Linked DNA regions of Homo sapiens: region 1 is linked to region 2. Evidence: read pairs that join two places in POLR2A ChIA-PET (ENCODE). Cell type or tissue: Panc1. All regions are shown on one strand. Each heading gives the region's core, and the rest is flanking DNA. Links, peaks and the distances in the headings are about the cores only. Region 1 has its middle 11 kb from the start of ZNF608. Region 2 has its middle 87 kb from the start of ZNF608.

Region 1 (5,385 bases), core at 212-5,211, 76 kb before region 2:
TATTACAATATGTATTTTACAGATTTAGGTAATAGCCCTGATTTTTCAAATCGACCTCTGTTTAGACACGTTTCACTTTCGGCTGTTTCTTGTCTGTAAAATTACAGTCATTTGCACGTTATTACAGTGAGTAGGAGACAGATTGTATTTAGCATTGGGTGGGGGAAGGGTTATTATGGGAAGTGATCTGCTAAGGTCAGCACATAATTTCAGCCTGAAGAAAATTGCTTCTGAATGGCTGGTCTGTTAGCTAGCCAAGGAATAGTCACTGGGAGAGACTGCAAAATACTTCTGCTTAATCTGCATTATAGAGTTATTCTCATTTCCAGATAGATGGCCCGTAGATACAGTGTTTGTAAAACTAAATTTAAAAACTTGTAGGTGAAATGTTGTCACTGCTCTATTTGAATTCAAAACAATTACAACAAAATGCAATACGATCAAGCACAGGAAGATCAAGAGGCAGCAGGATCCAGCCATTACGTTCCACTCCATCTTTCTCCTTTGCCTCCATTTCTCTGCTTCTTCTTTTGTCATTTTTAAAATCCTTATGACTTCATGACAGTAGATTTTTACATATGTGTAAAAATTGAGAGCAATACCAAACACATTGATACATGTATCTCCAACTTTCACACATATATGACTGCAGGAAAACAAAATGCCTAAATTAGTTTCTTTTTGGAGAGTGGCATAATTCCCTCAAGTGTGAAAGCACTAAATATACTTTTGATGCTAGAATTTAAGGATTTTTTTCACATTTTATAAAAATATATTCTATTTGTGCACATTTTCTAAAGCTGACAGAAGAACAAAGCAGTGATACTTATCAGAAACAGTAACCCCTGCCTAATTTTAATATTTAAATCCAACCCTTATGCATCACCTGGGAAGTCTTAACATATTTGGTTAGATGAAATCAGGAGACCAAAGTTTATTTTAAAGAAGAATAAAAGAGTTCCGTTATACTCGGCTCCTTTGGCTGTTGAATATCACTTTTGTTGTGAACAACTGTGCCTCTTTTGTTTTCAAAACAAGCTTTCCTAAAGAATGAATCACTACAATCATTTGGAGAATATGCAATAAACAACAGAAAGCCAGAAAGTTGTTTTGCTATTTTCTCAGCAGAGCCTTTCCTCCCCTTCCTCACAGCTCAGCGGTGCCTCCAGTCCACCAGCCAATCATCATTATGGAAATGTGGTTCTCAGCCCCCTGATTGGCTGACTTCTGGTCCAGGATGTTTAAGGTTTCTACAGCTCATCACATGCATTGCCTGCCAGACTGCTCTGTGGACCTTTTTCTACTATGAATATTTTAATCATCTTTTATTTTCCTTTCTTTTCCTTTCTGTCCTTCTGTCCTCTTTTTTAAGATTCTTAAAATCATTTAAGGAAGCACCTTGTATTTTCTTGCAAACACCTTTAAAATGTAATGATCTGTTAAGAATAGAGTTGAATATACGAGAACATGTTTTCTAACCATATTTTAATGTTTTCTGTTTATTTGGGTTTTAATGATGTGTCTTTGGATTTTAGAGGGGTCCCATGAAAGTTAAATGAACAAACATATGCTTTAATTTTTATAATTCTAAACATAATGTCTCCCAAAAAGAATTTTATTGAGATATTTACAAGTCAAAACATTAAATTAAAAAACCTTTAATACTGAAAAGTAATCTTTCAGGTAAAGGAGACAATGTATTTTTTCATAATTAAAACATTGCCTTTTATTTGTAATTTTAAAAGATGTTTTAAACATTAACACTCTTGGCCGGGTGCTGTGGCATACGCCTGTAATCCCAGCAGTTTGGGAGGCCGAGGCAGGTGGATCGCTTGGGGTTAGGAGTTCGAGACCAGCCTGGCCAACACGGTGAAACCCCGTCTCTACTAAAAATACAAAAATTAGCTGGGCATTATGGCAGCTGCCTGTAATCCCAGCTACTCAGGAGTCTGAGGCAGGGGAATCACTTGAACCTGGGAGGCAGAGGTTGCAGTGAGCCAAGATCATGCCACTGCACTCCAGAACTCCAGTCTGGACAACAAAGCGAGACTCTGTCTCAAAAAAAAAAAAAAAGGAAGTTAACACTCCTATAGTGTATTAAGGATGCACAACTCTTTCAAGCTTGTTGTTGTTGTTGTTGTTGTCGGGGTTTTTTGTTTTGTTTTGTTTTGTTTTGTATTTTTGGAGACAGAATCTCACTCTGTCACCCAGGCTGGATTGCAGAGGCATGATCGAAGCTCACTGCAGCCTCAACCTCCTGGGCTCAAGCAATCCTACCTCAGCCTCCTGAGTAGCTGGGACCACAGGCATGCACCACCACAGCCAGCTAGTTTCTTTATATTTGTAAAGAAGGGTGTCTCCTATGTTGCCCAGGCTGGTCTCAAACTGCTGGGCTCAAGGGATCCTCTTGCCTCGGCCTCCCAAAATGCTGGGATTATAAGCATGAGCCACCACGCCCAGCCTGAAATAGGTTTGTAATTCAAGTGAATAATAGTAGGAAATACATGTGTGATTTACTATGTTCCAAAAAGTCTTCTTAATTATTTATATGTATTAATTTATTTAATCTTCATAGCAGGCAAGTGAAATAAGTAGTATTAGCATCAGAATGAGGAAACTGAGACACAGAAATCATGTAATTTGTCTAAATTTTCCAGCCAAATCTTGGTCCAGCCAAGATTTAATATAGGAAGCCTGTATGCTTAACCACTGCACCAGGACTATTATAAAAGAACAAAACTCCAGACAACATTGCCATTCTTTTTGTTGAGTGCAGGAACATTAACAGGTGACCAAGGACTTCTTTTCCTGAAAGAAATGCAGTTAACAAGCAATGTGCTAACTTTTTTCCAACATAGAACAACTCTATGCCAAACTGAAGATATGGCACATTTGATCAGATACATGCAAATTCTGCGAGAAATTGTATCACTTCTGGTCCTTATACTCAGGATATTTTTTAAAAATCAATTTTCTTCTTATCACTTAATTGAAAAAAAAAGTTTTTGGTCACATCTTTGGATCTGAGAAAAATTTTAAACATTTAAGAAATATTCCCATAATAGTGAGGCAGCCAGGTGGGAGGGGGTCCCTGGAGAAACTCCAACCAGCCTGCCCAATGAGATGGAGCCTCACCAACGTGAAGTTCAGGACATTTGCAGCAGGGAGGAACCTTGCCTTACCTTTTCCTGTGTGGAACCTGGGATCCAAGCTGCTGGTGAGCAGCACTCTATCTGCCAGAGTCCTTGTTTCCCCCTTTTCTTCCTTTTCACCCAATAAAACCCTGCTTCACTCACCCTTCAAACCATCTGGGAACCTAAATTTTCATGGCCGTGGGACGGAAAAGGACCCTGTTGTTAGCTGAACCAAGGAAAAGTCTTACCACAATAGGTGGCAGAGTGAGGTTAAAAAATGACATAAAGCTGGCCATTATTGGGACTGGTGGTTTGTTGATAGGGATCATAATATTCGTTTTTGTTTTTGTTTTTGTTTTTTTTTTTTTTTTTTGGAACGGAGTCTTGCTCTGTCGCCCAGGCTGGAGTGCAGAGGTACGATCTCGGCTCACTGTAAGCTCTGCCTCCCGAGTTCACGCCATTCTCCTGCCTCAGCCTCCTGAGTAGCTGGGACTACAGGCACCCGCCACCACGCCCAGCTTTTTGTTTTTTTTTTTTGTTTGTTTTTTTTTGTATTTTTTAGTAGAGATGGGGTTTCACCGTGTTGGCCAGGATGGTCTTAATCTCCTGACCTCGTGATCCGCCCGCCTCGGCCTCCCAAAGTGCTGGGATTACAGGCGTGAGCCACCGTGCCCCCCTGGGATCATAATATTCTTTATGTAATACATGCGCTTACATACGCACACACACTTTTGAAAATTTCTATGTTAAAAACTGGGGCCAGTTGAAAGGCTCATTCCTATAATCCCAACACTTTGGGGGGCCAAGGCGAGAGGATTGCTTGAGGCCAGGAGTTCGAGACCAGACTGGGCAATATAACAAGACCGTGTCTCTACAAAAAATTTCAAAAATTAGGTGAATGTGGTGACACATGCCTGTAGTCCCAGCTACTTGAGAGACTGAGGCAGGAGGATCACTTGAGCCCAGGAGTTCAAGGCTCATTACGGTGAGCTATGCCACTGTACTCCAATCTGGGCAAAAGAGCAAGACCCTGTCTCAAACAAACAAACAAACAAAAAGCTACCGTGCCTTGGAGAAGGAAGGAGCTATTCAGAAACACAATTTATCCCTTGGATTTAGAACAGTTTTTGCATTAATCCAACAGGGTAAAATGACTTTACTGTATATACAAACAAGCAGCAGATTACACCTGTAGCCTACCCTTTGTTTACACAGGTTTTTGTTTGTTTGTTTTGAGTCCAATTTACTTGCAAGGCCATATACGTTGAAAATCTGTAACGTGCTATTTATATTTTCTTTTTTTCTTGAGACGGAGTCTGGCTCTGTCACCCAGGCTGGAGTGCAATGGCGCTATCTCGGCTCACTGCCACCTCCGCCTCCTGGGTTCAAGCGATTCTCCTGCCTCAGTATCCCAAGTAGCTGGGATTACAGGCATGCACTGCTACGCATGGTTAATTTTTGTATTTTTAGTAGAGAAGAGGTTTCACTATGTTGGCCAGGCTGGTCACGAACTCCTGACCTCAAGTGATCCACCCATCTCAGCCTCCCAAAGTACTGGGATTACAGGCGTAGGCCACCGCGCCTAGCCGCTATTTATATTTTCAACATGTGTCTAGGAGACTCAGTTGAACAGTTTATAACTTCCTTGCACAAACTTTTTTTTTTTTTTTTGAGACAGAGTTTCGCTCTTTCACCCAAGCTGGAGTGCCATGGCGGAATCTCAGCTCACTGCAACCTCCGCCTCCCGAGTTCAAGCAATCCTCCTGCCTCAGCCTTCTGAGTAGCTGGGATTACAGGTGTGTGCCACCATGCCCAGCTAATTTTTGTATTTTTAGTAGAGACAGGGTTTCACCATGTCGGTCAGGCTGGTCTCAAACTCCTGACCTTGTGATCCGCCCGCCTGGGCCTCCCAAAGTGCTGGGATTTGCAGGCATGAGTCACCACATCTGGCTCATTCATTTTCTTTAAAATAAAGAAAAAATTTGGTAGTTTAGATTTCTTCAGTACATGTTTTCTGTCTTATTCAAAGAAATAGAGTTGTAAAAATGAAACACACAATTCAGACACAGAATTAAATTCTTTTTTTTTTTTCTAAGGCAGGCTCTTGCTCTGTCGCCACAGCTGGAGTGCAGTGGCATGATCATAGCTCACTGCAGCCTTGAAATCCTGGGCCTAAGCCATTCTTCCGCCTCAGCCTCCTGAGTAGCTGGGACTACAGGTGCATGCCACCACACCTGGCTAATTTTTTAAT
Region 2 (5,385 bases), core at 334-5,333:
CAGTGAGCCGAGATCGCGCCACTGCACTCTAGCCTGGGTAACAGAGTGAGACTCCATCTCAAATTAAAAAAAAAAGAAAAAAAAGAGAAAAGCATCCCTATTGTTTGGAAGCCTTTTGCATAGTAGGTAAAAATATAATTTTGAATAGATATTAAAATTAGACACATGCAAACATTGATCTCACTGTTGAGGAAGTGGCTTCAAGAAAAGCTTAAATTGTTCACCTTCCCCTTCCTTCAGGGGAATTACTCTTATTATTCTTATTTTGTGTCTTGATACCATAATGCTGTGATCATAGATGCTGAATGATCACTCCTTTTTGGGGAAAAATGTGAGGAAACTGAATGGCTCCCTGGAGAAACCCTTTGGTGACAGGTAGCAAATCTGGTGTCTTAGCCTCCAAAGTAGCCCCCAGTCATCTTCACCTCCTGGTGTCCACACTTTTGTGTAGTTTCCTCTCCCATTGAATCACAGCTGCTCAGCATGGCTAATTAAGTATGGCAAAAGTGATGGTGTATGATTTCTGAACCTAGGTAATGAAGGGTGGGTTTTTAGATAAAATACAGTATATCCAATTAACTTTGAATTTCAGATAATAAAAATTTAGTGTGTGTCCCAAATATTGCATGTGTCATGCTTATACTAACACTTCATTTATTATTTACCTGAAATTCAAATTTAACTGGGTGTTATGTAGTTTTATTTGTGAAACCTGGCAGCCCTATAAAGGGCATTTTGGCTTCCACCTTCTTCTTTTAAATTGCTGTTTATGTTGTGAGGACACTCAAATAGACTTGTGGATAGACCCAGTGTGGAGAGGAGCTGAGGCTTCCTACCACTAGCCAGCAGCGATCTGCTGCCTATGTGAGACGGCAACCTTGGGACCACTGTTATGGCTCAGATATCTCTTTATGTAACACAATTTGTCTCTTACTTCTTGTTTGTTTGATTATATCCTTAGTGGCTACTCTAGCCTGTGGGTTCCACTAGAACAGTTATATGAGTTTTGCTCCCCATTGTGCCCAAGTGCTTAGTACACCACAGTGCCAGGCACTTGATTGGTTTCAGTTTTGTAAAATGATGTAAAATGTGCTCTGAGCCTCACTGTCTTCATCTATAAGAAGGGATAAAAATGGTATCCACCTTATAGGGCTGGTGTGAAGATTAAATGAGTTAATATGCTTAGAAATGTGCCTGGTACATAAGTTCCAAGGCTCAGTACACATGGGAAGAAGCTTCCTTCTCAATAATTAGCTTGCAATAGAATCACCTGGAGGTCTGGTTAAAACTCTAATTACTCTGATTACTGGGCCTCAACCTCCTGAGATTTTGATTAAGTAGGTCTGGGAGTGGCCAGGTGATGCTGACACTGCTAATTTTGGGACTGAGCCTCTGCTTTAGCTTAATGCTTTCCATGACTGTGACCATGCTGTGAGAGTGCCTTCTCATTTCTGTTTATAAATGATTTGTGTTGGCTGGGTGCAGACCTCAGCTCCAGCAGAGCTGTCAAGAGTGTGAAGTCTGATTTCTCTTAACTCAAGCAGGCATAGAAGTCTCTGATTTATTTCTGGCTATAATCAATACCTCTAGGCTAAGGGATGATCTTAGCCAGCAGGAAGTCTAAAATAGTAGAAAGATAGCAGCCTCTGTTCTAAATTCAGAGGTGAGCTCTGTTCAACTACTGCCATTTTTGCTGGCTCCTGGGCCCTGATCTTAGCCTGTTTGAAGTGCTAAATATATACATTCAGCTGAAGTCCTCACTGTACTCCAGTGTGGGGGGAAATTTCCTAGTAAATAATCCTGTAGTGGATCAGACACAAATGTTTTGTGGCCTCCTAATTGGCACAAGTTTAAAGTATTAAAGAGAACCTACAAGCATTTCCTATCATTAAACCCCTTTCCAGGTCACAAACATCTCCCAAAGTAGTGTAGGAGAGAAAAACTTTTCCTCTACTGTCTTCAGTTATTTGCTTGAGGCCTATAATTAAACTAATAAAAGATCAACAGGAGAAAAGGTATACACATTTTGTGAACATTTTTACTTGCATAGGGGCTTCACAGAAAAGAAATGAAAACCCAAAGAGGTGGTTAGACCTGGTGACTTATATACCATTTTAACAAAGGGTGATAAATTGTGGAGAAATGACTAAACAAAGGAAAAAGGGATTTGGGATCCTAAGTGTGATAAATTGTGAAAGTGACTAGGAAATGTAGATAAGTTTTGTTTTGTAAAGTTTGTTATGCAGACTTGGGTTGTCTCTGGTGATAAGAATTGTCTCTGGAGTTGCTCCCTTTTTCCTTGTAGAAAGAAGGGAACATCTTTACAAAGGAAATCTATGCCCTGCTTTTAGACAGAAAGGGGGAGGGCAGAGAGCTCTTCCTGTTTCTGCTGTTTCTCAATTGCCTTCAACTAAAAATAATCCTTACGCTAAAGTAGCATATTTGGGTTAGCATATTCTGATCCCTTTCAGCAGTATTTCTCAAACTAACCAACTTTCTTCCTTCCTTCCTTCTCTTTTCTTTTCTTCCTTCCTTTTTCTGTGTTTTCAAACAGGGTCTCCCTTTGTCACCCAGGCTGGAGTGCAGTAGTATGATCTAGGCTCACTGTAGCATTGATCTCCTGAGCTCAAGCAGTTATCCCACATCAGCCTCTTGAGTAGCTAGGGCTACAGGTGCATGCTAGTCCATCTGGCTAATTTTTAATATTTTTTTAGAGATGGGGTTTCACCATGTCGCTCAGGCTGGTTTAGAACTCCTGGGCTCAAGGAGTCTTCCCTGCCTGGGCCTTTCAAAGTGCTGGGATTTCAGGCATGAGCCATGATGTCTGGCAAGACTTTTATGTTCATACAAATCACCTGAAGTTTTTGTTAAAATACTGACTCTGATTCAGTAGATCTGGGCTGGAGCCTTGACATTCCACATTTCTAAGAAGCTCCTTAGTGGTACCATATCAAGGAAGGTTTTGAGCCTCATTACAGAGCAACTGAACATGAATTTAGCGGGAGTAGAGTGCAGGTGCCAGGCACCAAGTATTAGACCCTGCTACACAGTGAGGGTTGAGGATCACTGCTCTACATTCAGATGCTTGATGTCATTGTTTATTTTTGCCAGTGTACACTTCCACCATCCATGTAGCCTAGCCTGTACTACTTTTTTATTCCTACAGGACCCAGGACAAATGGAATCTTTGCCTTCCTAAGCCCTACAGGCACCTATTTTAAATTCAAGCAAACATCAACATCAAGGGAGCCAAGCACTACACAAACTGTATATTTGGAAAGAAAATGGTGTATTTATTGCTTATGCCCTTAAAGGAAAAATGGGACAAACCATTTGAAATCAGAAGGTACTAAAAATTACGAGATATGCAGTCCCCACACTGTGTTCCCTGCAATTTGGCCACAGGAATTCTCTGAGTGGCCTTTGCTTAGCTCCATCTCTGGGTAGGATGGGCCTTTGGCCATCCATGTTACACTTTGATCCTGACTCAGCTCTTATCTTTTCTATACATTTAAGTCCCTTCAGAGGTTCAAGTCTACTCTAGGTTAATACCTCAGGCCTTTCAGGCACATAAGTAATATTTTTAAAAAAAGCATCCTCATATACAGAAAATTTCCCCCAAATTTATCCTTCTTTGTAACATATCTATGATCTCACATTTAAATGTTATCACACTTACAGCAAAGGCAATGCTAAGAGGAAAGTTCGTAGCCTTAAATGTCTTCATCAAAAAGTCTGAAAGAGCACAAACAGGCAATCTAAGGTCATGGCTCAAGGAACTAGAGAAACAAACAAACCAAACCCAAACCCAGCAGAAGAAAGGGAATAACCAAGATCAGAGCAGAACTAAATGAAATTGAAACAAACAAACAAACAAAAAACAAAGACAAATGAAACAAAAAACTTGTTCTTTGAAAAATATAAATAAAATTGATAGACCATTAGCAAGATTAACCAAGGAAAGAAGAGAGAAGATCTAAATAAGCTCAGTTAGAAATGAAATGAGAGATATTACAACTGATACCACAGAAATACAGATCATTCAAGGCTACTATGAACACTTTTTCACATATAAACTAGAAAACCTAGAGGAGATGGATAAATTCCTGGAAAGATACAACCCTCTTAGCTTAAATCAGAAAGAATTAGAAGCCCTGAACAGACCAATAACAAGCAGAGAGATTGAAGTAGTAATAAAAATATTACCAACAACAACAACAAAAAGTCCTGGACCAGATGGATTCACAGCTGAATTCTACCAGACATTCAAAGAATTGGTACCAATTCTATTGACACTATTCCACAAGATAGAGAAAGAGGGAATCCTCCCTAAATAATTTTATGAAGCCAGTACCACCCTAATACACAAACCAGGGAAGGACATAACAAAAAAAGAAAACTACAGACTAATGTCTCTGATGAACATAGATGCAAAAATCCTCAACAAAATACTAGTTAACTGAATCCAACAGCATATCAAAAAGGTAATCTACCATGATCAAGTGGGTTTCATATCATGAATGCAGGGATGATTTAACATGCACAAGTCAATAAATGTGATACACCACATAAACAGAATTAGAAAAAAAATCACATGGTCATCTCAATAGAGGCAGAAAAAGCATTTGACAAAGTCCAGCATCACTTTATGATTAAAACCTTCAGCAAAATCAGCATACAAAGGACATACCTCAATGTAATAAAAGCCATCTATGACAAACCCCCACAGCCAACATAACACTGAATGGAGAAAAGTTGAAAGCATTCCCTGTGAAAACTGGAACGAGACAAGGATGCTCACTCTCACCACTTCTATTCAATATAGTACTGAAATTCCTAGCCAGAGCAATCAGACAAGAGAAAGAAATGGCATCAAATCAGTAAAGAGAAAGTCAAATTGTCACTGTTTGCAGATGATCTCATTGTATACCTAGAAAACCCTAAAGACTCCTCCAGAAAGCTCCTGGAATTGATAAATGAATTCAGCAAAGTTTCAGGATATAAAATTAATGTACACAAATCACTAGCTCTGCTGCACACCAACAGCAACCAAGCTGAGAATGAAATCAAGAACTCAATCCCTTTATGATAGCTGCAAAAAAATAAAATAAAATACTTAGGAATATACTTAACCAAGGAGGTGAAAGACCTGTACGAGGAAAACTACAAAACACTGCTGAAAGAAATCATAGATGACACAAATGGAAACACATCCATGCTCATGGATGGATAGAATCAATATTGTGAAAATGACCATACTGCCAAAAGCAATCTACAGATTCAATGCAATTCCCATCAAAATACCACCATCATTCTTCACCAAAAAAAAAAAAAAAAAAAAAAAAAAAAAAAATCTTAAAATTCATATGGAACCTAAAAAGAGCC

What was found. Peaks named below come from ENCODE experiments on the same cell type or tissue, not always from the same donor. Only the 100,000 strongest peaks of a DNase experiment are listed, where the experiment ranks them.
Region 1: POLR2A ChIA-PET joins it to region 2 with 5 read pairs; 6 of 35 experiments call an interaction of 5 or more read pairs at or near these places.

What each region holds. Positions count from the first base shown.
Region 1 is chr5:124,754,606-124,759,990 of GRCh38, forward strand. No RefSeq gene overlaps it. Among named protein-coding and RNA genes, the nearest start is that of ZNF608, 11 kb to the left of the region's middle. In Panc1, for the core only: no CTCF peak of the experiment used is centred there; no DNase peak of the experiment used is centred there; H3K4me3 peaks cover 377 bases; H3K27ac peaks cover 1,599 bases.
Region 2 is chr5:124,830,552-124,835,936 of GRCh38, forward strand. No RefSeq gene overlaps it. Among named protein-coding and RNA genes, the nearest start is that of ZNF608, 87 kb to the left of the region's middle. In Panc1, for the core only: no CTCF peak of the experiment used is centred there; no DNase peak of the experiment used is centred there.